2 separate regions of the Homo sapiens genome follow, and region 1 is linked to region 2. A link is an interaction called in ENCODE POLR2A ChIA-PET data of the cell type or tissue named here. Cell type or tissue: CD4-positive, alpha-beta T cell. All regions are shown on one strand. Each heading gives the region's core, and the rest is flanking DNA. Links, peaks and the distances in the headings are about the cores only. Region 1 overlaps DIP2A (disco interacting protein 2 homolog A). Region 2 overlaps DIP2A (disco interacting protein 2 homolog A).

Region 1 (15,961 bases), core at 4,643-12,642, 59 kb after region 2:
TGGCATGATCTCAGCTCACTGCAATCTCCGCCTCCTGGGTTCAAGCGATTCTCTTGCCTCAGCCTCCCAAGTAGCTGAGTCTACAGGCATGCGCCACCACACCTGGCTAATTTGTATTTTTAGTAGAGATGGGGTTTCACCATGTTGGCCAGGATGGTATCGATCTCTTCACCTCGTGATCCACCTGCCTTGGCCTCCCAAACTGCTGGGATCACAGGCGTGTGCCACCGCGCCCGGCCTAAGCAGTTTTTTAAATGGTCCAGGGACCCCTGGGGCATCCAAGTCCCTTTCAGGAAGTTTATGAGGTCACGACTATTCCATGGTAATGTTAAGAAGTCATGGCCCTGTAATCCCAGCACTTTGGGAGGCTGAGGCAGGTGGATCACGAGGTCAGGAGATCGAGACCATCCTGGCTAACACAGTGAAACCCCATCTTTACTAAAAATACAAAAAATTAGCCGGGTGTGGTGGCGGGCGCCTGTAGTCCCAGCTACTCGGGAGGCTGAGGCAGGAGAATGGCATGAACCCGGGAGGCGGAGCTTGCAGTGAGCCGAGATTGCGCCACTGCACTCCAGCCTTGGTGAAAGAGGGAGACTTCTTCTCAAAAAAAAAAAAAAAAAAAAAAAGTCATTGGCCAGCCAGGAGCAGTGGCTCACAGCTGTAATCCCAGCACTTTGGTTAGCTAAGGCAGGAGAGGATCGCTTGAGGCCAGAAGTTTAAGACTAGCCTGGTCAACACAGCAAGACCCTGTCTCTACAAAAAATTTAAAAAATAAAAAATTATCTGGATGTGGTGGCTTGTGCCTGCAGTCCCTGCTCCTTGGGAGGCTGAGAAGGAAGGATTGCTTGAGTCCAGAAGTTTCAGGCTACAGTGAGCCATGATCATGTCAGTGAACTCCAGCCTGGGCAACAGAGTCACTATTTAAAAAAAAAAAAAATGGGGGGCTGGGCACAGTGGCTCACCCCTGTAATCCCAGCACATTGGGGTTCTGAGGTGGGCAGATCACTTGAGTTCTAGACTAGCCTGGCCAACAGGTCAAAATCCCATCTCTACTAAAAAATACAAAAATTAGCCAAGCTTGCTGGTATGCACCTGTAGTAAAGAAAAAAAAATTAGCCAAGTGTGGTGGCAGTTGCCTGGAGTTCCAGCTACTTGGGAGGCTAAGGCAGGAGAATCGCTTGACACCAGAAGGCAGAGGCTGCGGTGAGCCAAAATCAAGCCACTGCACTCCATCCTGGGTGACAGAGCAAGACTTTGTCTTAAAAAAAAAAAAAAAAAAAAAAAAAAGAACAGAAAATTAAAAAAAAAAAGCAGAGTTGGAGGACTCAAACTGTATAATTTCAAGAATTTTAAGAAAATCACAGTGGTCATGGCTATACGAGGTGTAAGGACAGATAAATAAGGAAACGGAACAACACACAGAGCCCAGAGCCCAGAAATAGACCCTTCCCTCTCCAACATGGTCTACCGATTTTCATTAAAGATGCCAAGGAAACTTGGTGGGAAAAGAATGGTCTTTATTATAAATGATGCTAGAACAACTGAATACCCACATACAAAAATGTAAACTTTGATTCATACCTGATACTTAGGCTAAAATTAACTCAAAATGAACTATCTACCTAAATGTAAAAACTAAAACTATAAAATTCTGGAAGAAAATATAGGAGAAAACATTTGTGACCTTGGGTTAGACAAAAATTTCTTAGATATGACACAAAAGCACAATATATAAAAAAATTTGGTAAACTGAATGTCATAAAAATGTAAACCATCTGCTCTTTGAAAGGCATTGTTAAAGCAAGCCAGACTGGGAGAAAATACAAATGATAAACCTCATATGGGATGACTTGTATCTAGAATATATAAACAGCCCTCAAAACTCAATAAGAAAACAAGCACAATTTGGCTGGCCACAGTGGCTCACACTGTAATCCCAGCACTTTGGGAAGCCAAGGCAGGCAGAGACGAGGAGTTCAAGACCAGCCTGGTCTCTACTAAAAAGACAAAAATTAGCCAGGCATCGTGGCACATGCCTGTAATCCCAGCTACTCACGAGACTGAGGCAGGAGAATTGCTTGAACCTGGGAGGTGGATGTTGCAGTGAGCCAAGATCGCACCACTGCACTCTGCCTGGGTGACAGTGAAACTCCGTCTCAAAAAAAAAAAAAAAAAGAGAAGAAAGAAAGAAAAGAAAGAAAAGAAAAGAAAGAAAGAAAGAAAGAAAGAAAGAAAGAAAGAAAGAAAGAAAGAAAAACAAGCACAATTAAAAAAAAAAATAGGCCAAAAGTATGAACAGATACTTTCCCTCAAGAGATACACAGATGGCAAATAGGTGCATAAAAAGATGTTCAACACACCATCAGCCGTTAGGGAAATGCAAATTGAAACTGTAATGAGATATCTCTACATGCCTATTGGGATGGCTGAAATTTTTTAAACATAATACCAACTGTTGGAAAGGGTGTGGAGGAACTGATACTCTCACTACTAATAATGAGAATGTAAAATGGTACAATCACTTTGGAAAACAGCGTGGCAGTTTCTTAAAAAGTTAAAATAGGCTGGGTATGGTGGCTCACACCTATAATCCCAGTACTTTAGGTGGCCAAGGCAGGTGGATCACTTGAGGCCAGGAGTTTGAGACCAGCCTGGACAACATGGTGAAATCCCATCTCTACTGAAAATGCAAAAATTAACTGGGCGTGGTGGCACATGCCTGTAATCCCAGCTACTTGGGAGGGTGAGGCAGGAGAATCGCTTGAACCCAGGATGGCGAGGTTTCAGTGAGCCAAGATCATGCCACTGCACTCTAGCCTGGGCAACAGAGTGAGACTCAGTCTCCAAAAAAAAAGGTGAAATACACCTACAATATAATTCAGCCATTCTACTTCTAGGTATTGACCCAAAAGAAATGAAAGTACCCATCTATGCAAAAACGTATACAAGATTGATTATTCATAGCAGCTTTACTTGTAACCGGCCCAAACTAGAAACAACCTAAATACACATCAACAGGTGAACAGCCAAATTGTGGTGCATCCATTTAATGAAATATTACTCAATGAGAAGGAGTAAACTATTGATACAGAACATGAATGAATCTCAAAATAATTATGGAGAGTGGTAGAAGGCAGACCATAAACGTAAACGCTGTATGATTCCTTTTATATAAAATTCTAGAAAATGCAATCTAATCTATAGTGACAGAAAGTAAATCGGTGGCTGCCTGAAGTGTATGGGGAAAGCCAGAAGGATCCGAAGAGAGGAGGACCAAGGAACACAAGGACACTTTTGGGCGTGCTGGATATGGTCACTATCTTGATTGTAGTGATGCTTTCCACAGCTGTACAAATGTCTTAAAACTTTTGAGAAAGGAGTCTCACTCTATCGCCCAGGCTGGAGTGAAGTGACACAATCTTGGCTCACTGCAACCTCCGCCTCTCGGGTTCAAGCGATTCTCCTGCCTCAGTCTCCCGAGTAGCTGGGACTATAGACGCCCGCCACCACACTCGGCTAATTTTTTTGTATTTTTAGTAGAGATGGGGTTTCACCACGTTAGCCAGGATGGTCTCGATCTCCTGACCTAGTGATCTGCCCGCCTCAGCCTCCCAAAGTGCTGGGATTACAGGTGTGAGCCACCGCGCCCAGCCGAAACTGTACACTTTAAATATGTGCAATTCATTATGTCAATTACCCTTTAATTAAGCTCTTAATTTTTTTAAATATAAAGAGTAATAAATTGAATTAAATACATGTCTAGCCAATGTACAGACTGCTTCATGTTGATTCAGTATTTTTCTTCTGCCTCTGGACAAGGAGATGAAAGCCCTCAACAAAATCTGACACTCTGTTTGGGAGTACCAACATATATGATAGGCCCTAGCTCTGAGCTCCTCTTAATTTTTATTTAAATTATTATTTTGGGAAAAAAATTGACATGATTTTGATAAAAGACATTGAAGACTGTTTCAAAAAGAAATGGTGTAAATGAGGACATTATGAAAGTTACACTGACATCTCTGAGCCTGCACATGGGAAACCATGATTGCTGTTGCACCGATTTCACAGTCTGCTGAAGATGGAGAGTGTAGGGGGCTGTTCTGTCATAGGTGGGTGTGTGCACTCGCACTGACTAAGTCATTCTGTCTGCCACATTGAATCTAAATAAAGAAACTTCCCACAGCTTCTCATTTCCCTACTATATTGCAGATCGAAACGCCCTTTGCATCCTATCTAAATTTGGAAGTCTTTTCCCTCCCCACTCTCCTCGTTTCCCCTCTGACCAATTCCATTGATATTTCCAATTATTTCTCCACATGATGCTTTCTATAACATTAACTGCACACACTGGTTTCTATTTATCTGCATGGATTAAAACTGACGTTTGGCTTGGGTTTGCTACAGTGAATACATTAAAGCTGTGTTCAATACCCAAAGACAAAACCTGTGTTCTGCTATTTCACGAGGAGAAAGAGAGGCAGGCTCACCATCTGCTGTTTCCAGCATGCTCCCGCTGCACCCCCGAGGAACACTTCTCACAGAAGCCACCTGTGGACGCTCAAAGTACGAATGCTCCACGAGGCCCGTGGTGACATCAGGAGGGGCAGAATGCAGATCTGCTTTTGAAAAACACACCCAAAATGAAAGTGGCTGTTAAGTCAAATGAGTATTAAGCTGCTCTTGAAACCCCGTTAGTCTAAAGCTCCACTAGCTGAGTTCTAAGTGGGGAGAGTGTGGTATTTTCATTAATTTGTTTTCTTGGCTGACCAAAGGCATACTGGGACCCTATGAACTCCCAGACACGTTATGCAGACATCTGCGTGCATGTGGGTGGCTCAATTCTCAAAGGGATCCAGACTCAGAACCACCATCTTCAGCACAGAGGCAGGCACAGAGTAAACCTGCCTGTCACAATGGCCTGATGAGATTTTGGTTAGAAATTCCCTCAAGGGGCTGGGCATGGTGGCTGACACCTGTAATCCCTGCACTTGGGGAGGCTGACATAGGCAGATCACCTGAGGTCAGGGGTTCGAGACCAGCCTGGCCAACATGGCGAAACCCCGTCTCTACTAAAAATACAAAAATCAGCCGGGCGTCGTGGCACATGCCTGTAATCCCAGCTACTGGGGAGGCTGAGGCAGGAGAATCACTTGAACCCAGGAGGCGGAGGTTGCAGTGAGCTGAGATTGCACCACTGCACTCTAACTTGGGCAACAGAGCGACACTCTCTCTCAAAAAGAAAAAAGAAAGAAAGAAGGAAGGAAGGAAGGAAAGAGAAAGAAGAAAGAAAGAAAAGAAAGAAAGAAAGAAAAAGAAAGAAAGAAAAAGAAAGAAAGAAAGGAAAGAAAGAAAGAAAGAAAGAAAGGAAGGAAGGAAGGAAGGAAGGAAGGAAGGAAGGAAGGAAGAAATTCCCTCAAGGAAGCAGAAACAAATTTGAAATCAATTGTCACTGGTACATTTTTTTGTTACATTATGAAAAAAACAGCCAGGATCATACAAACTACTACAACCCCCAAAAAAGTATGTTGGACACCAAACCTTTGCAGTCCTAAAAGAATAAAACTACAGAAATTAAAACTTCCCCCACTGCCAGTTAAAACAGCTGCAAAACTAAGAGACCACAATCAAGTTCCTTTTTTTTTTTTTTTTTTGAGATGGAGTCTCACTTTATCACTGCCCAGACTGGAGTGCAGTGGCACAATCTTGGCTCACTGCAACCTCTGCCTCCTGAGTTCAAGCAATTCTCCTGTCTCAGTCCCCCAAGTAGCTGGGATTACAGGCATGTGCCACCACACCCAGCCAATTTTTGTATTTTTAGTAGAGACGGGTTTTCACCATATTGGCCAAGCTGGTCTTGAACTCCTGGACTCAAGTGATCCAACCACCTCGGCCTCCTGAAGTGCTGGGATTACAGGTGTGATCCACCGCGCCTGGCCACAATCAAGTTCTTAAAGTAGAATTGGTGTAACATTTAAAAACAGACATTAGATCTGGAACATATGTAAAAGTCACTCCTTCCATTGTCTGAATGTACATTTTTGTGTTTTATTTCCATGGTACAGTCCATCTATCTGTTCAGAATGCTGGCTGACTGTAAGTTCCTATAGGAATTATGGTTATAATTGGGTCTACCACTAGGAAAGGCACTGTGTCTATATGACTATAGAAATTGTGTTCTACCACAACAATGAATACACAGATGCTCGCCCATTTATAAGAATCAACATAGGGGCCAACATGGTAGCTCACACCTGTAATCCCAGCAATTTGGAAGGTCAAGGCGGGCAGATCAGCTGAGGTCAGGAGTTCGAGAATGGCCTGGCCAACACGGTGAAACCCTGTCTCTACTAAAAATACAAAAATTATCCAGGCGTGGTGGTGCATGCCTGTAATCCCAGCTACTCGGGAGGCTGAGGCAGGAGAATCGCTTGAACCCGGGAGGTGGAGGTTGCAGTGAGCCAAGATTGCACCACTGCACTCCAGCCTGGGGGACAGAGTGAGACCCTGTCACAAAAAAAAAAAAAAAAAAAAAAAAAAAATCAACACTAGCTGTGCAGTGGCTCACACTTATAATCCCAGCACTTTGGGAGGCTGAGGCAGGAGGATCACTTGAGCCCAGGAATTTGAGATCAGCCTGGGCAACATAGTGAGCTCCCATCTCTTAAAAAAAAAAATTAGCTGGGCATGGTGGTGGACACCTGTGGTCCCAGCTACTTAGGAGGCTGAGGTGAAAGGACCACTGGAGCCCAGAAGTTCCAGGTTACAGTGAGCTAGGACCATACCGCTGCACTCTAGCCCGGGCCACAGAGTGAGATCTTATCTCCAAAAAAATAAATAAATAAACACTAGTCTATGTTAGGTAGAGACAACTGGTAATGTTTAATATTTTAATGAAGGTACCTGTTAGTATCACTGTGGTACTCCTAGGTACAATGTAAAGCAGTAACTTTTTACTAGGTTTGTAGAAAGCTGAAGTATATGAAAGCACAAACTCACTGTCTGCATAGCAGAATATACCTTTTGAAAAAATCTAAACCGTTAAGATTTTTCACAACCCTTGAAAAAGCCTGATGCTGATCAAATTAGCATTTTAAAGTATGTCTATCAGGAGGTTCTTTTAGTTTAAAAAGAAATTTCCCCACTCTTCCAAATCTAGCAAAAAGAATAAATGATTTTAAAAGTATATATGGAAAAAAAGGTATACATGGTATACATACATGTACTACAAGTAGTTTTTTAAAACAGCTATATAATGGCTGGGAGCAGTGGCTCATTCCTATAATCCTAACATTTTGAAAGGCCAAGGCATGAGGATCACTTGAGCCCAGGAGTTCAAGCCCAGTCTGGGCAACACAGTAAAAACTCCATCTTTCCAAAAAATTTTTAAAAATTAGCTAGGCATGCTGGCATTTGCCTATAGTCCCAGCTGCTCAGGAGGCTAAGGTGGGAGAATTTCTTAAGCCCAGGAGTTCAAGGCTGCAGTGACCTATGATCATGCCACTGTACTCCAGCGTGGGTGACAGAGCAAGACCCTGTCTCTAGGTGGAAAAATAAAAAAAAAAGCTGCATAAAAATAAACATAAACTACATTCAAAATAAAAATAAGCTACTATAATTAAAAGAAGCTACTATAATTAAAAGTACTGCTTTTAAAAATAGGTATTTACATTTGTATAAAAAAGGCTTAATGTATTTGATTTCCTTAATCCAAAACTGAAAGTGATATATTTTTAAAAATTATCTTTACCTGATATGTTCTACCTCGAATTTTTTACTTAATATATTCTTCCTCTTTTCATGTTTCTTTCCTTAGTTTAAATTGAAGACACATCTAGTGTTAGAAACTAAAACAAAGGATGATTTCTGTCATAAGAGGGAAGTTGAGTATTTTTGAGATTTAGAAATTCAAATTAACTATGTCCAACATTTAGGATGTGGGTAGCTACAATCTGTAGAAAATTGCAATCCTGTAAGCAAAGTATTAAATCAAGTCCAAGTTAAGAATTTTTTTTAAATGTATTAGAATTGATCACAAAATGTTGATGCTAGGACTAACAAGAAAGGAAGAGATGATTACAGCTGCATCTGCAGGAGTCAGGAGCTGTCTTCCACCAACATAGGTAATAAACCTACATTATAAATAATTGCAGCCAAGTCCTTTTCAGAGAATGAAAACATCTAATTCAAACACACATTAGAGTTCAATGCTTTGCTTAAAGACACCCCACAATCACTGGAAAGTTGAGGGCTGTACGGTTAAACATTCTGAACTGTGGCTAATTTTTCATGCTGAATAAGCTTTTATTTCTAACCCACCCGGAAACAGTGTTGAGATGACTCAGCAATGGCTAATAAACTCAAACTACAAATGTTTTGTTTGCTCTCCTGCACCATCTCACCTAGAAAGGAGCTTCTGGGAGAAGAAATGAGGTAACAGAACATTTAAAACTACTGTTTTCCTGCCCCTGCCTCAGAATTGGAGTTAACTATGTATTTCTACAAAGTTAAATCACCAACGATGAACAGAGAAGGCAAACAACAGTGCAAAAGCTGTTTTCAAGATATGGACTGTACACCACCTTGAGGAAAGGTGGGCAGCAGCCTCTGGCCATGGAACACCCAGGAAAGCTACAGAAACAATCTGAGCAGGCTGTTTTCCTAAGAGAAACTTTCTCTGTGGAAAATGCTGCCTGCTGCTACCCTTGTAGTCTTGGCAGTTCCTTTATGAGCTGGAAGCAGTGTGGAGACAGAGCAGGGCACTGTGAGCTTTCATCTGAGACGGACGCCTCAGAAGAAGGACACATGTTCAATGGAAACACAAGAGATGTGCTGACTCAAACAAACAAAAACATGAAGAGCAACAGTGATGCACACTACAGAGGATGATGAGACAGAAGCTGTGGGCCACCCAACATACCCAACTTGCCCCCAGTCCAGCCAAATGACCGAGGTCTTACAAAAAAGAGCTCGGCACCCATGGGGACCCCAGCACAAACACCAGCGTGTCACAGGTGTCACCTTTCAGTTTTGGCAGAAAAGCAACAAAAAGCAAAGAAAATGAATAGGAATCAAGAAAACTGGTATCAGCCCTGGCTTCACCACTTAAGGCTGCTGTCTGATCTCAAGCAAGTTACAATCGCTGGACTTTTTTTTCTTCCTTCCTCATCTGGGAAAAAAAGGAGGGGATTAAGATGAGTCTTCAACAATACTGATTGTATTTTAAGGTACTTGTGCAAGAGTGTATGTGGGTTTCACATGCCAGCTACATACAGCTAACTATGCTGCTGTTTTAGTTAAAAAATAGAATTTCAAAGGATGAAAGGTTTACACTTTTTTCATCTCTAAGATGAATGTAATTTAAAGGATTCCATGATTTGGGAAAGATCCATGCATCATATGATTAGCTCTGACTGACACCTTTTCAGGCCAAAGGCTGTCTAACCTGGTATCTGGAGGAGCGAAAGCCCTCTACCCCAACCTCAGAATTCCAGCCAGGTACAGAGACAACCAATGGGCCTGCAGCTGTGAACACATAGCCAAGAGGAAAGGCACAGACAACAGAGAGGCGGCCAGGTCAAGGGTGATGATCACAGCCACCAGCAGGTATGGATGTGTGCTGACCATCTACCCCTGCACCTACTGCATGCACCAGCTTCCCCTCAAGAGCAGGAAGGTGTTATGACACTGAGAAACACCACACCCTTCTGGGGGACTATGAGAAATGCCCCATGCCCCAAAGGACTAGGACTGCCAAATTAAAGAAGTATCAACAACTACTTTTGTTACCAAAAGGACATTTCCCAGATGAAAAATACGTAGGTCTTGATGGGGGAAAAAATTTGCAACTGAGCTGTATTGTTCAAAAGGTTATTAGGGATTTAATCTGAATGATGAATTAACCAAATATTAGCCCATTTCTTTCAAGTGCAATTATTAAAAGCTCAAAATCAATTTAATGTCTCAGGCAGATAAGCCAGTATGGGTTATCTGGGTTGTGTGACCTCAGTCACTTGGAGAGCACTCAGGCCTGCAGCTAAGTCTGCAGGGTGGCGCCTGGCTCAGGTGCCCTCCATCTGCTCCTCTGTCCTGGACACTCCTGACCCCGCTCTGCTGGCACAGGGGCCGCAGCAGCTTATTACTGACCTATGTGGGTGTGGGCCTCGAGGCCTGCGAGTGCAGTGGTAGCGGCGGCCCCCGGCGTGGCTGCAGCACTGGGAGCAGTGGTGGGTCTCCCTCCCGGGTGAGATGAGGTGGAGGATGCAGAGGATGAGGTGGACGAGCCCTGAATGACCCGGTCGAGCCAGGGCTCGACGCTGGAATGGCTCTGGAGCGGAGTGGAGGTGAGTCGCCCGGGTCGCCGTAAAGAGCCCTCATCTTCTGAGGCAGACGACGTGTCTGTGGTTAAAATAACGATGACAGGCATGATATCGGGATGAGTCAAGAGGAGGACGGAGTTCCCACTCACACTGGAGCCTCCCAGACCTGTGTGCAGCATGCTTCTGTACACCTGGCACAGCTCTGCCCAAAGCCACGCAGTCAGCTCAAAGGTCACCCTCAATCTAGAAGGGCATGCAAGAAGCCCTACTGTGGGGAAAATGATTCCATGAGCCCCCAGCTCCCCAGAGAGAACTCAGCCACAGGGTACCAGACACACTCAGTGAAGACAGCCTCTGATCTCCTAAACGGCTTCAGCATATACCTCAGTGGGGGTGTTCTGTGAATATTCAGTGCTGCACTGCATGTCCACAGAGTCGGACACCATATCCACACATCAGTCAGCATCACCCAGGGGAGAGCCTGTGCCCGGCCCTACATCTTGGAGGCAGTGAGAAGGCATCCTGGCCTGTGCATGGCCCCAGCAACAACATGGTGGCCATGGGAGAACCGCAGCCCTGTCTACATGCATCCTTTCAGGGGAGTCATGTGAACTAGCCCTAAAAACAATTCCTTCTCCGAGAAAATTGCTTCAGACAACAAAATTAACTGTACATTAAGGTTTCTTCAAGTCAGCATGACTGTGTGTTTCATTATGGGTTTTACAATTATTAAAACATTATTTTAAAATTGGATAGTGTCTATAGCTATATTTAGCAAAAACAATAATTTGACAGCCATTTCTAAGATTTTTTTCAACAATAAACTTCTTTTAAGCAAGAAAGTGTTACCAAAACCACTAAATCATCTTACGAATCTGGTGTGTTTGGTTTTATTGTGTAGTATCTCCAAATACCTCAAACCAAAAATGGGTGTCACTATTTTTGATACTTTAAATATATGACAACAATGCAAGTTCATGAATGTGAAGTCATTAGACACTATCGACATCTTGTACAGTTTAACAGGAAGACTAAAATACATTATTGCTAGAGAGAAACCTCATATAAAAGTTTTCATTTCTAATGGTACCAACAATAAAACAACAACAAAATCAACCGCAAAACTTTCCAAATAGTCTTATACTGTTGCATATAAGTCCTGGTTACAACCTGTTAAGTTATAGGTAATAAGATGACAATAACTGTAAAATTCCTAATTCAGGAAGCTTTAGCTTAGTGCTTATTTTAGGCTCCTCTTAGTGCTTTAGGTTCTTCTCTTTACTAAAAGACATAAATAGCATCTTAGTAAAAGAAATTAAGATCCACACAAAAAGTCTTATAGAAAGCAAGTACCCATTTGGGTAAGAATACTATGTACACCATAGATTTTCAGGTAAGGAATACGAGCATATGCAAACATTTTTAATCTCCAAATGCGTCCAATCTATACTACAGGCCAGACGGATATTCCAACTCAATGGGAAGTAAATAGGATAACATCAGGCCTGTGAAACACTCAAAAAAAAGCCACACTTGACATTGTTTATCAATACCTGGAGGGGTGTAGGTTTCCACAGACGAATGCACAAGGACAGAACGTCTCTTCGAAGGCATAGGCATCTTCCTCTCTTTGTATTTGGCCAAAGCTGCTTGCACGGCTTCAGTGTGGACATCTACACAGGAAGGACAGCAGTAAAAATACTTTTTACAAGACTGTTTATAAAGTAACAAATTAAGTTTCATGTTTTTGTTTGTTTTCAGTGGGGGTAAAAGGAATAGAAGCTCTCTCTGTCTATCCTCACATGTTGGTCCTAGATTTCTTTAAATATTTCTTTGTTTGTAGATCTAACTTTGGAATCTTGTAAATATTTCCTTAGTTATAAATCAAAACTGAATAAAAGAGAAATCCCCAAAATTGAAAATAAAGTGAAACAAATGAGCCTAAATGTGTATCTAGTTGTTGGTTTAAACCATGCTTGTTCAACCCGTGGCCCATGGGCCTCATATGGCTCAGGAGGGCTTTGAATGCAGCCTAATACAAATTCGTAAAATTTCTTAAAACATTATGAGATTTTTTTGCAATTTTTTTTAGCTTATCAGCTATCGTTAGTGTTAGTGTATTTTATGTGTGGCCCAGGATAATTATTCTTCTTCCAACGTGGCCCAAGGTAGCCAAAAGATTGGACACCCCTGGTTTAAACTATTGCAGCTGACTTTAAAACACTGAAGTTAGACTGGTCAACCTCTACTTCCAGAAATATCTAATAAGGACAAAAATAACTGAACAAAAACTTTTAAACTCTCTCATATTGTTGATAGCAGTGAAGGCATTGTCATATAGATTCTTCGTGAGTCCTGTGGGATATGGCAAATGAAAAGCACTTAATAGTCTGATTCTACCATAGCTAGAGCTTGGACACTCATGAGGGAGAGGAGATACAAATGTAGATGAAAGAGGTAGGCTGGACACAGTGGCTCATGCCTGTAATCCCAGCGCTCTAGGAGGCTGAGGCAGGAGGATCGTTTGAGGCCAGGACCAGCCTGTGCACCACAGCAAGACCACATTTCTGAAAAAAAAATTTTTTTTTTTGAGATGGAGTCTCGATCTGTCGCCAGGCTAGAATGCAATGGCGTGATCTCAGCTCACTGCAATCTCCGCCTCCCGGGTTCAGACAATTCTCCTGCCTCAGCCTCCCGAGGAGCTGGGATTACAGGCACCCCCCACCACGCCCGGCTAATTTTTATATTTTTAGTACAGATGGGGTTTCACTATGTTGGCCAAGCTGGTCTTGAACTCCTGACATGGTGATCCGCCCGCCTTGGCCTCTGTAAGTGCTGGGATTATAGGTGTAAGCCACCGCACCTGGCCCAATTTTTTTTGTTTAATTAGGCAGGTGCAGTGGCATGCGCCTGTGGTCCCAGCTACTCAGGAAGCTGAAGCTGGAGGATCACTTGAGCCCAGGAGTTCCAAGGTGCAGTAAGCTATGCCTGTACCACTGCCTCCAGCCTGGGTGACAGAGTGAGAACCCAAGAAAGAAAAAGAGAAAAAGAAGGAAAGAAAGGGAAGGAAGGAAGAAAAGAAAGAGAGAGAGAGGATGGGCACAGTGGCTCATGCCTGTAATCCCAGCACTTTGGGAGGCCGAGGTGAGCGGATCCCCTGAGGTCGGGAGTTCCAGACCAGCCTGGTCAACATGGAGAAACCCTGTCTCTACTAAAAACACAAAATTAGCCGGGCATGGTGGTGCATGCCTGTAATCCCAGCTACTTGAGAGGCTGAGGCAGGAAAATCGTTTGAACCCGGGAGGCAGAGATTGTGGTGAGCCGAGATCACGCCATTGCACTCCAGCCTGGGAAAGAAGAGTGAAACTCCATCTCAAAAACAGAGAGAGAGAGAGAGAGAGAGAGAGAGAGAGAGAAAGAAGAGAAGAGAAGAGAAGAGAAGAGAAGAGAAGAGAAGAGAAGAGAAGAGAAGAGAAGAGAAAAAGCGAAAGAGAAAGAGGGAGGGATGGAGGGAAGGGAGGGAGGGAGAGAGAGAGATGAAGTACAGACCCTGCAGTTCTGAATCTGAATAGATTATGTCACTACAAACAAATGTGGTATCCTGTCTTTTAAAAGTCTGTCTTACCTCTGTACAGTGAAAATGTCTACAAACAACAATCAGCCCAATAGCAATCAGCATCCTAGTGCCCAGACTGTGGTCTTGAAACACCATCCTCACTTAAAAAAAACCCTTAGAAATGGCAGATTCTGGAGCAGGGGAGAAATGCCCAGGATGAACCTAGAACTTCTTATCCTAACAGCCAACCAGGAAATGGTCAAACAACTCGAGCCAATTTGAAGAGATTCCCAATGGCGAAGAATGGGACAATCTGAATATCGGTAAGAATAAATACTAAAATGGACTGAAACATCAAATATGATACTGACAGAAGAAAAGAAGAAAAAGGAAAAGAGGAAACGCAATCAATTGGTTGCCATTGGAGGAGGCCAGTGACTCAACCTATTGTTCTGAAAACTAGTAAATAAATGGAAAGAATTAAATATTCATCTTGACTTTCTTTCCTGTACCAAGTTGTAAATAACAGAAGTTTCTCTTTACGGAAATATTCTGGCCTTTGAGTGAAGAAGGAATGTCAGAATCTAAATTTCACCATTTTGCAGCCCAAAGGAAATCAATCTAAGAACTGAGAAAAATCACTGGTTTTCAAGCACCACAGTGAACAGCCAAGAGTCAGGCCCAACAGGCCTCTTGGTGGAGGAACACAGGGCCACCCATGACAGTCTTGTAAACAGCTGAACGTTGTAACCTGACTTTCATCAAACCTAGTGACCTAAAAAGCATGTCAGAGACACCAAGAGGAACCATCAGACAAACACAGCTCAGCTTCTCCTACAAACTAAGGTTCATAGAGGCTGAAAACACTTACCAACCAACTGCAATGTGTAGCTCTTATTTGAATCCTGGGTCCAAATAAACTTGTTCCTTAGAAGCCATACGAGCAAAAGCCATATGAACATTGGCTGAATATTTGCTATTAAGGAAGTATTTATTGTTAATTACTTTGTGAAAATGGCATTATCTTTTAGAAATACAATCTTTTCAGATACAGAAACCAAGACTATTACGACATCAAAATGACAGAGATCGAGAATATTATGACATCTAAATGAAATAACATATCCGAGATTTGCTATGAAACCATATGGGAAGGGAGGAAGCAGGTAGAGTATAGATTAATCCAAGGCAGGGCATGGATGGCCCAGAATTTCTGGAGCTCGACTATGGGTCCAGGGGAGCTATAATACAATGATGGCCAGTTTTGTAGACGCTTCAATTTTCCCCAACAAATGTCTGAAAACATTTAAAAATCTCACATTTAAATGGCTTGTAGGGCCAGGTTAAACCTTTTCCTACTCAGGAAAGGTGAAGAATTCACACCTAGACATATGATAAAGGAAATTCATGGATATCAAAGACACAGAACAATTCTAAAAGCTTCCAGAGAAAAAGGTAAATCACCTTGAAAGATCAAGAAACAGACTGACAATACTCAGTAGTAACACCAGGCACAAAAAAGCAATAGTTTTGAAGACAAAAAGTGTTAAACCTAGAATTTTATATCCAGCCAAATTATCATTTAAATATGAATATTTAATAAAAATATTATCAGACATACAAGGTTCGAAAAGCATTTCCACACAAGGACTTAACTGAAAACACTCATGGAAAAAGGCACTCACGAAAAGAGAGCAAGAAACAAACTGAGACCCTTGTGATGGATTTGGAAGTTACTGTGATTCCCCTAAACATTATTGCTGTCTTAGAAAAAAAGGAAAATAAGTATAGATTAAAAACAACCTAGAACTAAAAATATAGATAATATCAACCTGATAGGGTATATCAACAGATCCAAAAATACTCAACAAACCCCAAGCACAAGAAACAAAACCAGCCCACGTGCATCATAATCAAATCACTCAACACCAGCATCTTAGTCTGCTCAGTTGCCATAACAAAACAGCATAAACTAAGTGGCTTAAACAACACAAATTTTTCTTACTGGAGACTGTATGTCCAAGATCAAGGTGCCTCATGGTTGGTGTCCGGTGAGGGCTCTCTTCCTGGCTTACAGACATCTGCC
Region 2 (15,961 bases), core at 5,057-13,056:
ATATGAAAACCTTAGACTTTACCACAATGCTTCCAAATCTGCTGACTTGGAATAAAAATAATAAATCAGTACACTTCCACGAGAAGAATTAATATTGTAGTGTTAGGAAAACTAGCAATTTAACTAAACAGCATCAAGTTACAAACCAGGAAAGTGATTTAAAACTAAATGCTGGCTTATCTTTCTGAAACAAAGCATCTAAATTTGACAGTCCAAAATGGCACTTATTGAGTGTCCGTGACAATACATGCTGACAAGCAGCACACCTCTTTTTTGTTTTTTTAAGACGGCATCTCGTGCTGTCACCCAGGCTGGAGTGCAGTAGCGTGATCTCGGCTCACTGCAAGCTCCGCCTCCCTGGTTCATACCATTCTCCTGCCTCAGCCTCCCAAGTAGCTGGGACTACAGGCGCCCACCACCACACCCGGCTAATTTTTTGTATTTTTAGTAGAGACAGGGTTTCACCATGTTAGCCAGGATGGTCTCGGTCTCCTGACCTCGTGATCTGCTCGCCTCGGCCTCCCAAAGTGCTGGGATTACAGGTGTAAGCCACCGTGGCCAGCCAGCACACCTCTTTCAATAAAGGAACTGGCAGAGGAGGCACTGTGTGTGACCACAGTGCCCTCTGTGAGCAGGGAGGATGGGTCCAGCTTGCTTCCTTTTTCCATCAGCCTCCCTGTGAAACAGAAGTGAGGCAGCTGGTTTGTACTCTGCTATCTTCCCAGAATCAAGTTTCTCCCCGTAAATGGTCTCAAGTTTCTCCCGTAAATTCTATATATGAACTTGTCATTTGAAGTGGGAATAAATAACTGAATTTTAAAAATCAGGAACTATATTTTTAGCCTAAAGAAAGTGCAAACTTGCAGTACAGCAGAGAACAACCTCGGTGCCTGTGATTCCTCACAATGCCCATGCCAGGCCTTTCCTTTCCTTTCCTTGTCTCTCCATCTGTTAAAATACCAGCATCCGTGTTTTTGTAAATGTACTTGGCAGATTCAAAATATTTCTTTAAATAATTCAGGAAGTGCTTTCTAAAAGGAGATGCGGGGATTGTTGAGAGGGATCTGTAAGAGCACAGGAAGGGCGAGTCCCGGTGAGTGAGCTCTGCGGTGTCTTCCCACATCACACCTTGGACTGCTGGGGCTCATTCATCTCCGGCACCTGGGCCGGTGTGCTGCGCTCACATGTTGTAGGCGACATAGATGGGGTCCAGCTGGTCAGCCAGGAAGCCGTCCCGCAGGTGCATGCGCTGCTTCTCACCCCGAGAGTTGATAGGGATCACCCCTGGGTCCACGATGACCACCACTCCCACGACCAGGTAGTGCTCCTCCAGCACCACGTTGGTCACCAGGGCCACCAGGTCCAGGGCATCCTGCTCTAGCCCATCCAGCTCCACCACCACCACCAGCAGGTTGGTCCAGGTGAATACGGCACTGCAGAGAGAAGACAGACTGGGTCACATGGATACAGGCACAGGTCACAGGGGCCAATGAATGCTTGGGAAAGGGTGGCACAAAGAAGAGTGAAGCCCACCAATGTCACACAGCTATTTAAGGCCATTTACAATCTAAAGATCAGGCCAGATCCATTTTACAGGATGTCTATTCCAACTAAAGCTTTTACTGAGAATCAGAGCATTATCTGATGCTGAAAGCTGTACCTGTCCCAACACAAGTTCCCTACAGGTGAAGGAATCAGGAGTCACAACCATGTGAGAAACTCATATTAAAAGTAGAAACACTTCAGGATGAGACCTGTGGAAATCTACATTTTGCCTGTGCATTTGGGGACAATCTCTTAGCTTACCACTGATAAGGAAACAGATAAAAAAACAAGCCAAACCCAAACACAGGCAGTGAGGTGTGCTCTGGCACCATGTTTTGCAGAGTACATCCAGAGGGAGAACCCACAAGAAGTCCTCAGCCCTCTCTGGCAATGCCCAAGGTAGATAGGGCTCATCTACATGGCACCCAGCTCCACTGCAGACCAGGGTGACAATGCAGGAGGCCTGTGCCCAGGGCCCAGCAGTCCTTGCTCTGCTCCAACCGATGCACAGCACTCATGCCCAGAGGAAGGGCTGGAGGGACCACGTGAAGCCGCCCTCCACCTGGGCTCTTACCACTCAGCGATGCTCCTGTGTGCTCGGATGACAGAGGTCTCAATGTCGATGGGGTGGTACCGCATGCCTCTGAGCTCCAGAGTTTCATCCAGAGACCCAACCACATACAGTGCATCGTGCCGCCCTGTGAACAGTGTGTGTTTACACGTGCCCAGAAAGCCAAGGCATGCAGAGTCTGGACATTCGTATCCTCTGAGCCCAACCAGGGGCTCTCAGGCACAGGGAGGTCTCAACTGAAACATCATGAGGTCGCACACCACGTGCAGAAAGGGTGATGGAGGTCCTGGCAGAGCAGGCTGTTATCTCTGCAGCACGGAACCACCTCAGGAAAGTTACAGCAAGTGTGAGCGTATTATTAAAAATAACTTATCTCTGTGAACGGGACACCATCTATAGGAGCTACCAAAAGTTCTGCCTTATCTGGCCAGCTTGTGGTGGCTGCACAGAGTCCTCTGGACATTGACCACAACCTTAAATGGGTTGTGCATGGGGAAGCCACTGGTAAAGACACAGCGGCAGAGAGACCGGTCTGGCCTCGGGGAGAAGCCTGGTAGCCTTATCACCAACACCGTCCCCCACGCCCTCAGCAGAGGCCAAGGGCCCAAGGACAGTGAGGGGCAGTCATGGAGGGAAAACAGTATTTTCAGAGAAAACTGCTGTCAGAACATCTTCCCCCCACAAGGAGCAATACCAGACCACAGCAAGGAGTGAGGTGTGCTAGCAGGTGACTAAGCTCTTGGGGAGCCCAGGTCCTCCCCGCACAGCACTCACGCAGGGCTTCACCACAACCCCTCACCTCCACTGGCATCAGTGAGCTCTGTTCGCCGAAGGAAGCCAAGGTAGCCGGTCCTTGCCCAGATGGTCTGTGTGTCTCCAAAACTCAGCCGGGCACTGAAGTGGTCGGCATGAAGCGCCTCCTCCCCGTAAACGGTGTAGTACCCGGTGGCATTGTGGGGGCTGCTTACCCAGATCTGGTGGGCCCAGAGGACAAGAATGTGATGTGTTACCAACCACCGAGTTCAGATTCTGTCACGAGACATCCACTGGCCAAGAATAATGCTCCAGAAAACACTGAACGAAGTCGGGGCGGATAATATTCATTGTCTCTTATTTTATGAACTAAGTTAAATTACAGGCACAGAAAGCAAACAGAACTTTTCTCTCCTTAAATACTGTGTTTCTTCCTTTGACCCAAGAATGTCATCTGTAGGACTCTATCCTACGTGGGTAAGTCGAGAGGGGCAATTCCACCTTCCTCACATCCAACTATTGTTGGTAATAAGAGAGGGCCGGGAGCAACCCACATTCCACAACAGGGACAGGCTGAAGGAATGAGGGTTCTTACAGAGTGGAGAGCGTGCAGCTGCTCAGACTCACAGTAAGACAGAGGCCCTGAAAACAGACGGCACATCCCAGGGTTAACGTCAGCCCCACGCGCGTGTGTGTGCGTCCGCTATCCGTGTTCACGTGTGTGTATCCACCTGTCCACGTGTTTGTGTGCACCCTCATATCTACACACGTAAGCATTTTGTGCATCCATGCAGAGACCAAGGGACCAGAGGCCTGTGCCTGCAGGACCAAGTGTCATGGGGCCCTTCTAGAGAGAGTCCGTCCAGAACCCACGGTCAGTTCGACTGGCTCTAAGACGCCCCTGCATGGCAGCGTCTGAAAGAGGAGAACGGGGTGGCCAATAGGGGCGTTTCCCTTGAGCATCTGCCACAAGGGTGGGTCACCATGCCTGGCTCAGACTCTCCATTTCTTGGGGGTACACCCTTGACTTACAGACCTGGGTTTGGCTGTGCAGGAAGTGGGACGGTTGAGGGGAGGGTCCCTCACACCAGCCACACTCAGGGTTGGGACCCAGGACACCTTCCCATCAGGACACGGTAAGACCACCTGAGGGCCCGCACGCTCACACCCTTGTCCCAGTCAGGAGAAGCCAGCTGAGGCTGAGTGATTTCCCTCTGGGCACGGCTTGCTGGAAGCCCCCAGTCTGGCTTCACAGCAGAGCTCACAAATGATGCCTGTGCCCGCCTGGTTTGAAGACATCAATTTGACAGCACATTCCCCAAGAGGATAGGACTAGGAACGTGAGTCCTTATGCTCCCATGACAACAGATCAATCTGCACATTCGGGACTGCACGTCAAGCTGCCACCACTGCCTGTAAATAATGAGTCATGCCTGTCCCAAATTACAGCAAGATGTACGTGCAATACATGTAGACATTTCAACCCAACGGATTCCTGTATAGCCTCTGTGTTCTCAGGGAGACCCGCACCCTCCACTGTGTCCTCAGGACAAGGGCTCTGAGCTCCCCAAACCTCCCAGCTGCAGGTGGAGGCCCTGAACTCTTCTGGTGCAGAGTTCCCTATTGCCAGTTCCCCGTGTCTGTGCTCCTGCCTGGGTGCCAGGGACCACGTTTACGTAGCAGCTGCTGGGTCCTGCACAAGGTAGCTGTTTTCCACACTGCCACTGGTTCCTGTGCAGCTCCTCTCACCTGTCAGTGCCCTCAAACCTAGGGGTTCCCCTCTCTTGGTTAGGTCAACCTAGGGATGAGGCAGTTTGTCCCACAGTACCCCAAAATCCTACATAGGAACTGGGTCTGGGAGGTACACGGGGCAAGGGCCAAATGGTTTCTGGTAGATTCCCAAAGGCAAGTTTAGAATTCCAAAATCTGAAGCAAAAAGGGAAGGAAGGTGAAGCTGGTGAGGCTGGAGAGCTCAAGCCCCTCCCATGGGCCCCTGCTCACCTCTCCCAGGTGTGAGTCTCCCAAGGGTCCTTTGGTCTCGGTGTGTGCGATGATGACCTTCACGCCGGGGAGGATCTGGAAGGAGGAGAGCTATGTCCCTTGTTAAAGAAAACATGACACGAGACTCTCTTGATTCAGTGACATTAAAATAACGTCCCTCAGAAGCTGGCCTGCAGGACTGATGTGCTCATGTCAGGTCAGGAAGTTTAGAGGCCGCTCCAAATTTGACTTTGAATTTTGAAAGAAATAAGAGATGTTAATAGAAATAAGCAAAATGACTCCAGTTCCTGAGAAGGGATCCCGTCTCTGGGTGTCAGGAGGGGCAGAGGGTCACTAAGCCTACAAAGACAATCAGCCAGGTGATGCCAGCGCACCTGATGGGCATCCATCCAGGGGTGCAGTGACCCTGCTGTGCCCAGCCCTGCAGGAGGCACATGTCTGTCCTAGTTCTTGGCCAGGAACCTGACCATGAGGAAGTTCTTCCTGCCCGTGACTCCGAGTCAGTCCAACCACTGAGCACTGGCTCTGTGCCAATTCAGGACGGCAAGAGGCCACCATCTCTTACCTGGCCTCCCAGGCCCGGTCCCAGTGTTCCCTCACTGGGCTCAGGTCAGACCACCTGACTGCACAAGGCCTGGATGCTTGTTCTGTGTCCTCAGTTTCCTCACGTATGAAATGGGGGCAATGACACTGCAGGCTCAGGGCAGGCAAGAGGAGGGGACGACGGGCCACAGGGAGGTGTGAGCTACGGTTACCGCCAGACCCTCCCCGGCGGAGTGGGACTGTTCTGTTTCCCCAGATGCTGTTGGAGCCTCCATCTTCTCCCTGCATGTCCCAGCTGAGCCCCAAAACCAGAGCTCTTTCCAGGACACAAACCTATCAGGCCCAAGTGATTGTAACAGCAAAATAGGAAAGAACGTCCAATAAAAGGGGGTGAGCTAAACAATTACAGTGCGGCTGTACATGGCAGGGCAGGGAAAAGAGCGACGTGGAGGCCCCATGACCCAGGGAAACCCGCTGAGTTTACACCAAGGATGATGCAGAGCTGTGTGCGATGGCGGCTCACATGTCCCTGTGCTCAGAGAAGGGAGGACGTGCAGCAGCCCACGGCTCCCACAGATGTGCTGTCCACTAAGCTCACCCGACTCCACTCTCGGCTGGTCTACCGCCTGAAGTGACTGTAACAGGGGACACGGGAAGGGAGCTTTTCAAGCCCCTGCACCTGCATGTGAGTTCACTCACTCACGCACTCCTTCTGCTCCCCACACTCAGCCCAGTCCCACTGGCCTCCCTGTAGCTCCCACCTCGAGACCCTCACAGCAGCTGTGCCTTCTGTCCGCAGTCTCACCCCTGCTGCCCTGCAGGAGTCTGTATCCTGGACATCACATGGCTTGGCTGGGTCCCTCTCTGGACCCCTCTCTGACTCCCCACAGGTGGCTGTGGCCATGGCAGTGAACGGAGTCAGGGTGGCCAAGCTCCTTCCCTTGCCTCTGCGGTTGTGAAGGCACCAGGGTCCCCGACTCATATCAAGCCTGGCTTACTCTTCATGCTGCCTTCCTGGGCTGTGTGGCTTTTCCTCCTTCCTTTGAACCCTTCCTGGTTCAGAGGATGCTGTTCTGTGCCTATGTCTGCTGACCTCTTGCAGCATCTCAGTTTTTTCCTGGGAGTCCTCGGGCCATCTCAGGATCCCCCAGATCCCCGACAGGGTCTGGGGGCCTCTTCCCTGCTGACACCCTAAACTAGGGCATGAGATTTTGCCATCTCCAACTTAGGGCCAGGGCCACTCCATTTAACTCTAAATGTGTGGGTGGGCCGGAACCCCCCTCCATGGCCCTGGCCCCAGAGGCCTGAGGCCTGCCACCCACCCAGCGGGAGTTCTTTATTCCTGCACCTGAACTTCTCCCTTTCTTGGCTTTGAGCTCAGATGTGTGTTTAAAAACATAACTAAGTAATTCTATATACCAGCCACAAAGGAGGGAAGGAGACTTCTGCAGCAGCCGAGCCCACCCCAACCAGAAGTCGACCTGTGTTCATCAGAGCCGCAGCCCCCAGCACCCTCCACGGGGTGATGCTTCAGACAAAGGTCTCAGACGCGACTCAGAATGCACGCGTCTTGGTTTCCACTACCTTTCCAGACTCCATCAATGGCAGGCTGTGCGGAGAACCCCGTTCTACCAAACGAACCCTAAAAATTAAGGGAACAATTTCAGTACAAAATTTACTACACAGGTAGTAATGTCTGAAAGGGCAGATCATGACGTTGGAAATGATCACTCTGAGGGTCTGTTGACAACAGTCAGGATGTCAACCTTTCCACAGCACACCTGCCATGAATGGCAGGGACACCCCAACCACGCTGCGGTCCCAAGTGCCGCCACCCGCATGCACTCGCCACCCACCCCATGTGCTCACAGCAGCTCACTCTACATTTCGTTTAGGTCCTCCCTGAACCCAGCAAGCCCCTGGCACCCAGTAAGCTAAACCTAGTGTTTACATCAAGCTACAGTGTGGCCATACTTGAGAATCCAGGACTGGGATCTGAGCTTCAAAGCTGGGAGGGGCCCTGATACACATCTGACCACAGACCAGCAAGCACACACTGTATGCACCACCATCGTTCATCAAGATGAAACTAAGTCAGATCCTATGACAGCATCAGGTAAGAAACGTTCTTGCCAGTAGATGGATAACTTGTCTTCTATCTGTCCCTATCCCTCTAAAAACCAAATGTCACATGGGTCATCGGGTAAGAAACGTTCTTGCCAGTAGATGGGTTACTTGTCTTCTCTCTGTCCCTGTCCCTCTAAAGAACCAAATGTCACAGGGGCCACTCTTATTCTTCCTGGTTGTGTGACAGATAAAGGGATGTTAACTGCAGCCCTGGGGACACGGGCGCACAGAGATAGACACTGAGCTCCCCTGGGAGGCACGCCCGGAGTGGGGCACACAGCTCTCCTCTTCCTCTTGGTGCAGATGGCCCAATGTAGCCAGCTGTCCTCTCATGTGCCCATCCAGGTGTCCCGGTAGGCCTGACTTGGCCCCGCCGTCCTCTAATGCCTGGGTCCCGGGGGTGCATAGTCAGTGCAGACCTGGTTTGCATCACTTTGCCACTGGGTATCCATGGGGCCCAGGCAGGCTGGGAGCATTACCTGTCATGGCGCAGTGCCCGCATGTCCACGTAGACGGTTGTGGGGTCCGGGCCAGCTGTGCCCTGGAAGGAGAGCAGCAGAGGAACTTCTGTTCAGGGGCCTCACTTAACATCTTGTTTCTACAGGTACAGCTGCATGGCAGCTCCTCCCTGGCCCCCGGGGACACCCAAGAAGGTAGCAGCTCTGCTCCCTGCAGTGAGTCCGCCTAGGGGTTCAAGGTCCCCCAGGCAGTCTGATGCTTTCCATCCAAACATCCACAGAGCTTGATAATATTGAGCGAAACACTCAATGACTCTGAAAACACCAAATCATGCCACTTTACATTTCAGTTCTAACAACTTTCTATTCCCACTGGTCTCTTGCTGTGATGAAAACACCATTAGGATTTGAGGGGCATTTCCACCATGCTGTCAGGCAGGGCCTTGCCTCTCACCAACCAGCCTAATTCTACCGGGGACTGCTCGCAGCCGAGACTCACTCAGGTGAGATGGATGGCAGCCTTCACCTTTCTACTCTCTTCCTTTCTGAATCTTACAGTTAACATTAATCCCGACTAAAGGACATTATGTGTCATTTTATTCAATAAGGAACATCAATTAAATGAGTACTCTGATCAACATCACCCTTAAAGATCCCAGACAACATAACCTGTGTCTGCACTGGAATTAAACACCTCTGCACTGGAACTAAACACAGCCCTTCCTCCCAAGGCAATGCTATGAGCATTAACATTTTTTGAAAATAGTTTTACTTTTAAATTTGGTTACAAGGGAGCTTTTGTAATATGTCAAGTAATATCCACTGTGAACAAAGTAAGACAGCAAAAGAAACATGTTTGTCTAGAATTCACGAGAAAGTCACATGAACTCATGGGAGGGGGAAGCACAGAGGCACCAACAAGGTCAAGGTCAAGGTCATACCTGCTCAGCCAGCTTTCCCAGCCTGTTGGGCTGACAGAGGCCAAGGAGGCAGCAGAGTGAGACAGGGAGGAGACAGCCACAGGAAACACACACAGAAGCAGCAGCCACATGAGAAACACAGGGAAAGAGAGAGCAAAACCCACCTCTGTATCTTAAAGAGCAAACGTGAACATCCCATTAACATCATTTCTGCAATCATGTGTGGCATCCATACCCTTCCGACGTCTAGCAAGGAGGCCCCAGGCTTGCAGACGCAGAGCCGCTAACACAAAGGCCGGCACCCACGCTCAGCCACAGCCTACACAGGAAGCGAGCTCACAAAAGGCTCCCGCCCGATCTCCTCTGCTGCGTGACAAGGGTCTGAGGCTTGAGTGGTCAGGGGTCTTTTTGTGGTGAAGAGGGTGTGAGCAGAGCCCCCGCCCTGCCCTGCGTGCACTGCCACTGTGATGGGGAGGCACAAGGCCAAGCAAACACTTTGGAAACAGAGACAGACCTGCACTCAGCCCTGCTCTGGCACGGACAGGTGCCATTTCCTTCCAGCTATTCTTGTACTATGTGGGTGAATAAGGCGTTCAATATGTAGGGTTATCTAAAAAGCCATTTGGTTTTAAGATGTTTTTAGAAAGAAATGAAATTGAGATACTAGTACAAAATCTGGGCAACAGCTGTAGCTATCTGAGGAAGCAATAAACAGAACTGCCGTGAGCTCTTCAATCTCTGAAACTTGGTGCTACCTATGTTTTTTTTTTTTTTTTTTTTTTTTTTTTGAGACAGGGTCTCGCTCTGTCACCCAGGCTGGAGTGCAGTGGTGAGATCTTGGCTCGCTGCAACCTCCTCTTGCCAGGTTCAAGCGATTCTTGTGCCTCAACCTCCCAAGTAGCCGGGACAACAGGCGCGCACCACCAGCCAGCTAATTTTTGTATTTTTAGTAGAGACGGGGTCTCATCATATTGTCCAGGCTGGTCTCGAATTCCTGACCTCAGGTAATCCGCCTGCCTCAGCCTCCCAAAGTGCTGGGATTATAGGCATGAGCCACCACTCCTGGCCTGAAACTTGGTGCTTCCTTTTAATAAGACATTTCATGGTTTCAGAAATGAATTTGAGTCAACACAAATTACCACATTTATTAATGTTTCAATTTAATATTGCTAGATATCTTAAAACAGTAAGTTCAATCTTGCTTTAAGAACTTAGCTGTGTTTTATATCTAACTTAGAGAGTCTTACAGTTATTAGTCACTGTTCAAAAACAATGTGTTTTTTTTCCAAATAAGCCTTTCTCCAACTAGAATAGAACATCTTTAAAAATAAAACCCTTGAAGCTAAAATGTTACATGGAAATGAGATATCAAAGGCCCAGAGAAGGAGAAATAGATCAGGCGGCTACAAAACGGCACATTAACAACTGGGAAACTGGGTCTCCATGCTGCCAACAGCCAGCTTTCGAGAACCGCAGCCCCAGGCACCTCACCTGGAGGCAGATGGCCACGTTGACCCTGCACCCGAACGTGGTGCTTACGGCGCGGGCCGGCAGGCCCAGGTCCTTGAAGAGCTTGGAGAAGGACTGGGTCAGCGCAATCCTGGGCCGCTCCTCGGCGACCACCATGCACGTGCGCACACATGACAGGTTCACCCCCTTCATCTGCGGGAGGGGTGAGCGGTCAGGCCACGGCCACAGCTCAGTGAGTTGCCAGGGCCCTGGGCACTGTTTTGGGAAATCTCCGGGTGGGCACACAGAGGTGGAGCTGGACACCAACCTCCTCTCCGCAGGCTGTGTCTGTTCCACAGAATCCTACGTGTGGATGCGCTAAACGATTCCCATCTGACCTGCATCCCACACCTGCCCTCCCACGCGGCCAGACTTCCACCCCGCTATCTCGCAGGGACCCTGCCCTACCCCCCACCCTCCTCTCCTGCGGGGTGTGGAGCTGCAGAGACAGGTGGGCCGTGGGAGGACAGATGTGTACATAGGGCCCCTAGTGGGAAAGGGTTTTCTCTACTTCCTCCAACTGCAGGGAGGGGCCTTGGGAGTCTTGTTTTGTTTTGTTGTTTTTAAACTTCCCAGGGCTGTGGTCTGCAGCACACTCAGAAGCCCGGGTCTGGGCACTCACCCTGAGGACACCCGTCTGTGCGCCTAGGCCCTTGGTGCACATCTCCATCACAGAGTAGGAGCAGAAGGTGACGCGGGCCTTGTACTGGCTGACGGCCGACAGCCACAGGGACACGTTGCTCTCCAGCTCCAGCGGGGGCACCAGCACTGATTGGTGTCCCGAGTAGACACTGCGAGAGGGAAGGCTCGTGAGGCTCCGCCCGCCCACCCAGCACCCTGGGCACTCCACTCTTCCCTTCCTCAAGAACACTTCTTTTCCAGCCACAACAGGGGCATGATTTCTGTTCTGACGCCAAGTGGGGGGGTTTGGTGGAAAACATGCCACAGGGTGAAGGTTGGGGGATGGCAGGCACGGGGTTCTGAGCTCTGCTCCGAACACTTGGAGAGGATCCGGGGACACCACTCCAGAGGCATTCACTTCTAGAGACGGATCGCCACTTTCTAGTGTTTGAAGGAATCAAGCAGATTCTTCCCAAGTACTGATAACGGACAGTGTATTTAATGAAAAATGTATTTTCACTCAATTTCAGACTCAGACTCCAACCCACTTCATCCCCAAACAAACCCACTCACACACATCTCATCGGCTTCCTGAGCACCCAGAAAAGGTGCCTTAGAAGGCCAAGGTTCCTAAGAGCCACACGAGCTGCTCCCACCTGGCAGGCAGCAGGGGCCCTGCACTCACCTGCACAGACACCACAGGGCAAAACCAAGGCCACAGTAGGGGTCGAGGCAGATGGCGATCTGCCGCGAGGGGTACAGCTCACACTGCAGCTTTATGGAGCGGCATAAGGCGCTTGTGGCCGCGTGCGACATCTTAAGAGTAAAATAAAGTTCAAAAAAAAAAAGTGAAATGAAATTCAGGAGGGGAGAGGGTGGATGGCAGTGTCCGCTGTTCACATGGCTAGACCATAGCTCCGAACTACCAAACATCATATTTATTTCCTTAAAAGACGGTTGGCTCAAATCCCCATATAACCTAAATAATACCCAAGAAATGGTACACTAAAAATCTTTGAAACAAAATTTCAGGGTAATGAATTTTTAAAATTTTTTTCTTTTTTTTTTTTTTGAGGCAGAGTCTTGCTCTGTCGCCCAGGCTGGAGTGCAATGGCACAATCTCGGCTCACTGCAACCTCTGCCTCCCGGGTTCAAGCAATTCTCCTGCCTCAGCCTCCTGAGTATCTGGGATTAGAGGCACCTGCCACCATGCCCAGCTAATTTTTTGTATTTTTAGTAGAGACGGGGTTTCACCACGTTGGCCAGGATGGTCTCCATCTCTTGATCTTGTGATCCACCCGCCTCGGCCTCCCGAAGTGCTGGGATTACAGGCGTGAGCCACCACGCCCCGCCTGAAAAATTTTAATTGAGCTATTGACTCCCAGCAAGGTAAGAGATTCTTCAAAGCCACCAGTTCCTGTAAGCTAGACAGTCATAAATCAGAAAGTTTAGACATAACCATAATGCATCAGAAAACGCATTACTCTCAGGCTAATCACATCTTAGCATTTATTGGTATTTAACACAAATCTTAAGAAGCAAAATTGTTGCTTTGTGCTTTGCATAAGAAGGACCTGTCAGTTTAAATCTGCATCTGACATCCTTTCTGTCCACTCCTCCTGATTTCTAGGGGCTGAAGCAAACAAGATTTCAGAGGACCTACCTTCACTCCCGCTAATATCCCAGTGGTTGACACGCTGAAGTCCAAGTATGCGAGGACATCGGGGGAGGGGGGCCTGAAAACGCTTGCTATCTTCTTTTTTGGGATGTCATCTGTTAAACAGGAGACACCAGCAACATTAGTGTTCCCACATGTATTCTGAACGCTCTGGGCTTTCACAGGCAAGAGGCGACACATGATTTGTCCTTGGGAGTCCTGCAGAGAGTGAGCTCAGACGGGAGTGGGGCCGTGACGATGCAGGCTGTGCGTGCTCAGGAAAGCGTATTTCATTCTTCATGGAAACGCTACCCGGTCCCACCAAGACCACACTGAGCCTGTGGGGATGGGGGACGAGGCAGGGCGAAGAGGGGAGGCATCACGTCACTGACCAGTAGGAAAGATTAGAGGACTAGGGATTTGCCAAAAGTCACAGAGCCTATGGCAAAGCCCAGATGAGCCGAGTCCCGACCACAGCAAGAATAGCTGTGGACGGGCTCTGGGTTCTGCGTGCTTCATCAAGTTCTCGTGGCCCCATGAGCCAGACACCACTGCCTCCCTGGGTGCAACTGGACACAGGCTCAGCAGGGCAGGCACCGCTCCCCTTGAGGCAAGCCCGTGAGGCTTTGGGGCCCTGGCCAGCTGTTTGGCTCTGAGCCTGCCCTCCCCTACACCAGCTGCCCTGGCCCAGCCCCATCCAGCCCAGGCTGAGACAGGTCCACGGCAGAGGGGAGCCAGGGGGGTTTCTGACCCTCACCCTGTTGGCCCTCAGCATTTCATGGGGCATGACAGCATTCACCAATGATGGGGACAGGGATGCTGGAGTGGCGGCATGCGGTGGGAGCTGTGTCCTCAAAGCGTTTGCAGAAAGCCTCAGAGAGCTGCCAGCCCCCATGCCAGTAGGAGGCGGGTGAGAGGGGCAAGGCTGTGCTCCACACCACTTGGGACTGGGTGCGGCTGCTGTGGGCTGAGTGGAGCGTGGGTTTACACATGGGACAGGGACCCCTACTCCCCACCAGGGCCCGGGGCACCCCCTGCTGTCAGCCAGGCTCCTGCCAGGACTGCTCTTGCCTCACGTGTGTTTTTGGACGGCAGCCAGGCCACACCACACCTACAACAAAGAAAGGAAAAGGGACTGGTCCTGGGCAGTGCGAGGACACGCACCTGTGTCTAGGATGGTGGGCCAGGTCCTGATGTCCACGGCAGCAGCAGCCTCCTTGGACCTGAGCAGCCGTGTGACAGCCTGCGTGGTGAGGACGCATGCAGACTTGCTGACCTGCATGGCGAGGGGCCAAGGGTGGGTGGGCGGGGCCTCTCAAGCTGCCCAGAAAAGGGGGCAGCGGAGGGCAGCCTTGCAGCCTCCCACTCACAGACTCTGACCCGCGGGCCAGGTAGGCGCACCTCCACGATCATCTTGACGGTGGGCAGTGTGGTGCCGAGGTTCTGAGGGTGCGGGGGCCGCACGGTGACAGGCACGCAGCCACAGTACAAGCAGCCATAGAACGCGGCAATGAGGTCCACCCCTGTGGAGACAAGGACTGGCTGTGAGGAGGCCGGCCGCAAGAGGCTCCCACCAGCCTCTGTTCACTGTTCCTGCGAGAGAGGAGGGGAGGTGGTGCTGGGGGGGCATGGGTGACTCCTGGGTTTCCACAGGGGTAGCTGAGCTGAGGAGGCAGACACATGCAGAGAGGAGGGGCTGAGCTTAGTTTTGGAAGATGCTTCGGGGAGGGAGTGTCTAGGGGGCTGCTTAGGATAGGAGGCTGCTTACAAAGAGCTGCAGGTGGACAGCCCCACAGTGAGCCCACCTGGTGGGTAGACCAGAGCCACATGGTCCCCAACACTCAGTCTTCCCTTCTCCATCAGAGCCGCGGCCACTCTCTCAGCCCTTTTGTGCAGCTGGACACAGGTTGCAGTGCTTGTGACGGTGCCCTAGGAAAGCGATCTTTGAGCTCATCTGTATGCTGGTGCGTGCAGGTGGGCTGTTCGCAGATCTGCGTGCACACCACCTGCACGCCACTGCACACGACACCTTGTGATTAGCGTCCATGATAATGACAATGTGTCAGTCCTAGACGTACGGCTGGTGTCTTTTTTTTGGTAGAGATGGGGTTTCACCATGTTGGCCAGGCTGGTCTCGAACTCCTGACCTCAAGTGATCTGCCCGCCTCAGCCTCTCAAAGTGCTGGGATTACAGGCATAAGCCACCGCACATGGTCCACGACTGGTGTCTTTTCTCACCATCTGTACTCTCTCACTAGCAGTGAAGGGACAGGCATGCAAGTATCTCCTGTGTGGTCCCAGCTAAGAGGGAGAGATGCGGGCACTCCATTCACCCAGGGCAGAGCCAGAAACACGTGGGTAAAGAAGACCTTTCTGGCCTTTTCAATAAAATATTCCATACGACACCATTATAAATACATAATAAGCGATAAGCAAACATCCCTGAATTGTACTACTTTCCATGCCCACAGGTCACCTGCACTGAGCCTGGGCGTGTGTCATCTGCAACCGGCTTTCTCAGAGGCATCTGTGTGTCTCCTCTAGGACTGACTACACCAGCTCCTTCATTCACCCTGTCTCTCTGCTGAGGGGCACTGGGGCTATGTGACCAGTTCAAGGCAAACAGAAATACCTGGTAACCCTACCTCTCTGCTCAGGACACTCATCCTCCCTGATCCCCTGCCAGGCCTCGCAGCTTTTTTAGTCCTTCTTAAGAAGATAAAAAGTGCAATTCAGTCTAATAAATATAAAACTCCAGAGCAGACCAGTGTAACATCAAAACTCCCTGTTTCTCGATTGGTGGCTTCTACTGACAGAAGGCAGTGGAAGAGAGAGACCAGTGGACGCACTTATGTGCTGTGTCCAGGCACAAGGGCTGGGCAGATCCTGAGATTCCAAATCCCGGAAGCTTTGCCAGTCCATATGAGTCAGGGCCCCATCAGGACAGAACCTGAGATCTGGACTGGGACTCAAAGCCCGCAAGGTCTGGGATCCCACTGCATCCTTAGGGAAAACCCAGCGACCCCCAGCCTTATCTGCATCCCCTACCTGGGACCACCTGGCCCCCACCACACTGGCCTCCTTTCCTGCCTTGAGCCACTGGGCATCATTCTTCATAGCCCCTGCTACCCAGTTCCATTCAAAGCCCCCTCCCCAGCACTCCAGGTTACATCACTCCACTGTATTGATACTGAGGTTCACACCATAAGCTGATTTTACCTTGGTCAATGATAAATCACTGGCTGGTTTGTAGGCT

Evidence for each region. Peaks named below come from ENCODE experiments on the same cell type or tissue, not always from the same donor. Only the 100,000 strongest peaks of a DNase experiment are listed, where the experiment ranks them.
Region 1: POLR2A ChIA-PET joins it to region 2 with 5 read pairs; 7 of 35 experiments call an interaction of 5 or more read pairs at or near these places.

What each region holds. Positions count from the first base shown.
Region 1 is chr21:46,493,019-46,508,979 of GRCh38, reverse strand. It overlaps DIP2A (disco interacting protein 2 homolog A), which reads right to left. Exons shown (of 38, transcript NM_015151.4): 4 at 11,873-11,992; 5 at 10,147-10,398; 6 at 4,491-4,619. Among named protein-coding and RNA genes, the nearest start is that of DIP2A-IT1, 39 kb to the right of the region's middle. RefSeq lists an enhancer at 8,409-8,548. In CD4-positive, alpha-beta T cell, for the core only: no CTCF peak of the experiment used is centred there; no DNase peak of the experiment used is centred there; H3K27ac peaks cover 419 bases.
Region 2 is chr21:46,552,842-46,568,802 of GRCh38, reverse strand. DIP2A (disco interacting protein 2 homolog A) reads right to left here. Exons shown (of 38, transcript NM_015151.4): 26 at 14,511-14,634; 27 at 14,107-14,228; 28 at 13,870-13,981; 29 at 12,712-12,821; 30 at 11,734-11,864; 31 at 11,050-11,218; 32 at 10,410-10,580; 33 at 8,020-8,081; 34 at 6,998-7,055; 35 at 4,871-4,945; 36 at 2,916-3,090; 37 at 2,120-2,243; 38 at 1-1,433. The coding sequence ends at 1,181. Among named protein-coding and RNA genes, the nearest start is that of S100B, 44 kb to the left of the region's middle. In CD4-positive, alpha-beta T cell, for the core only: no CTCF peak of the experiment used is centred there; a DNase peak (open chromatin) is centred at 9,062; H3K4me3 peaks cover 1,513 bases; H3K27ac peaks cover 3,330 bases.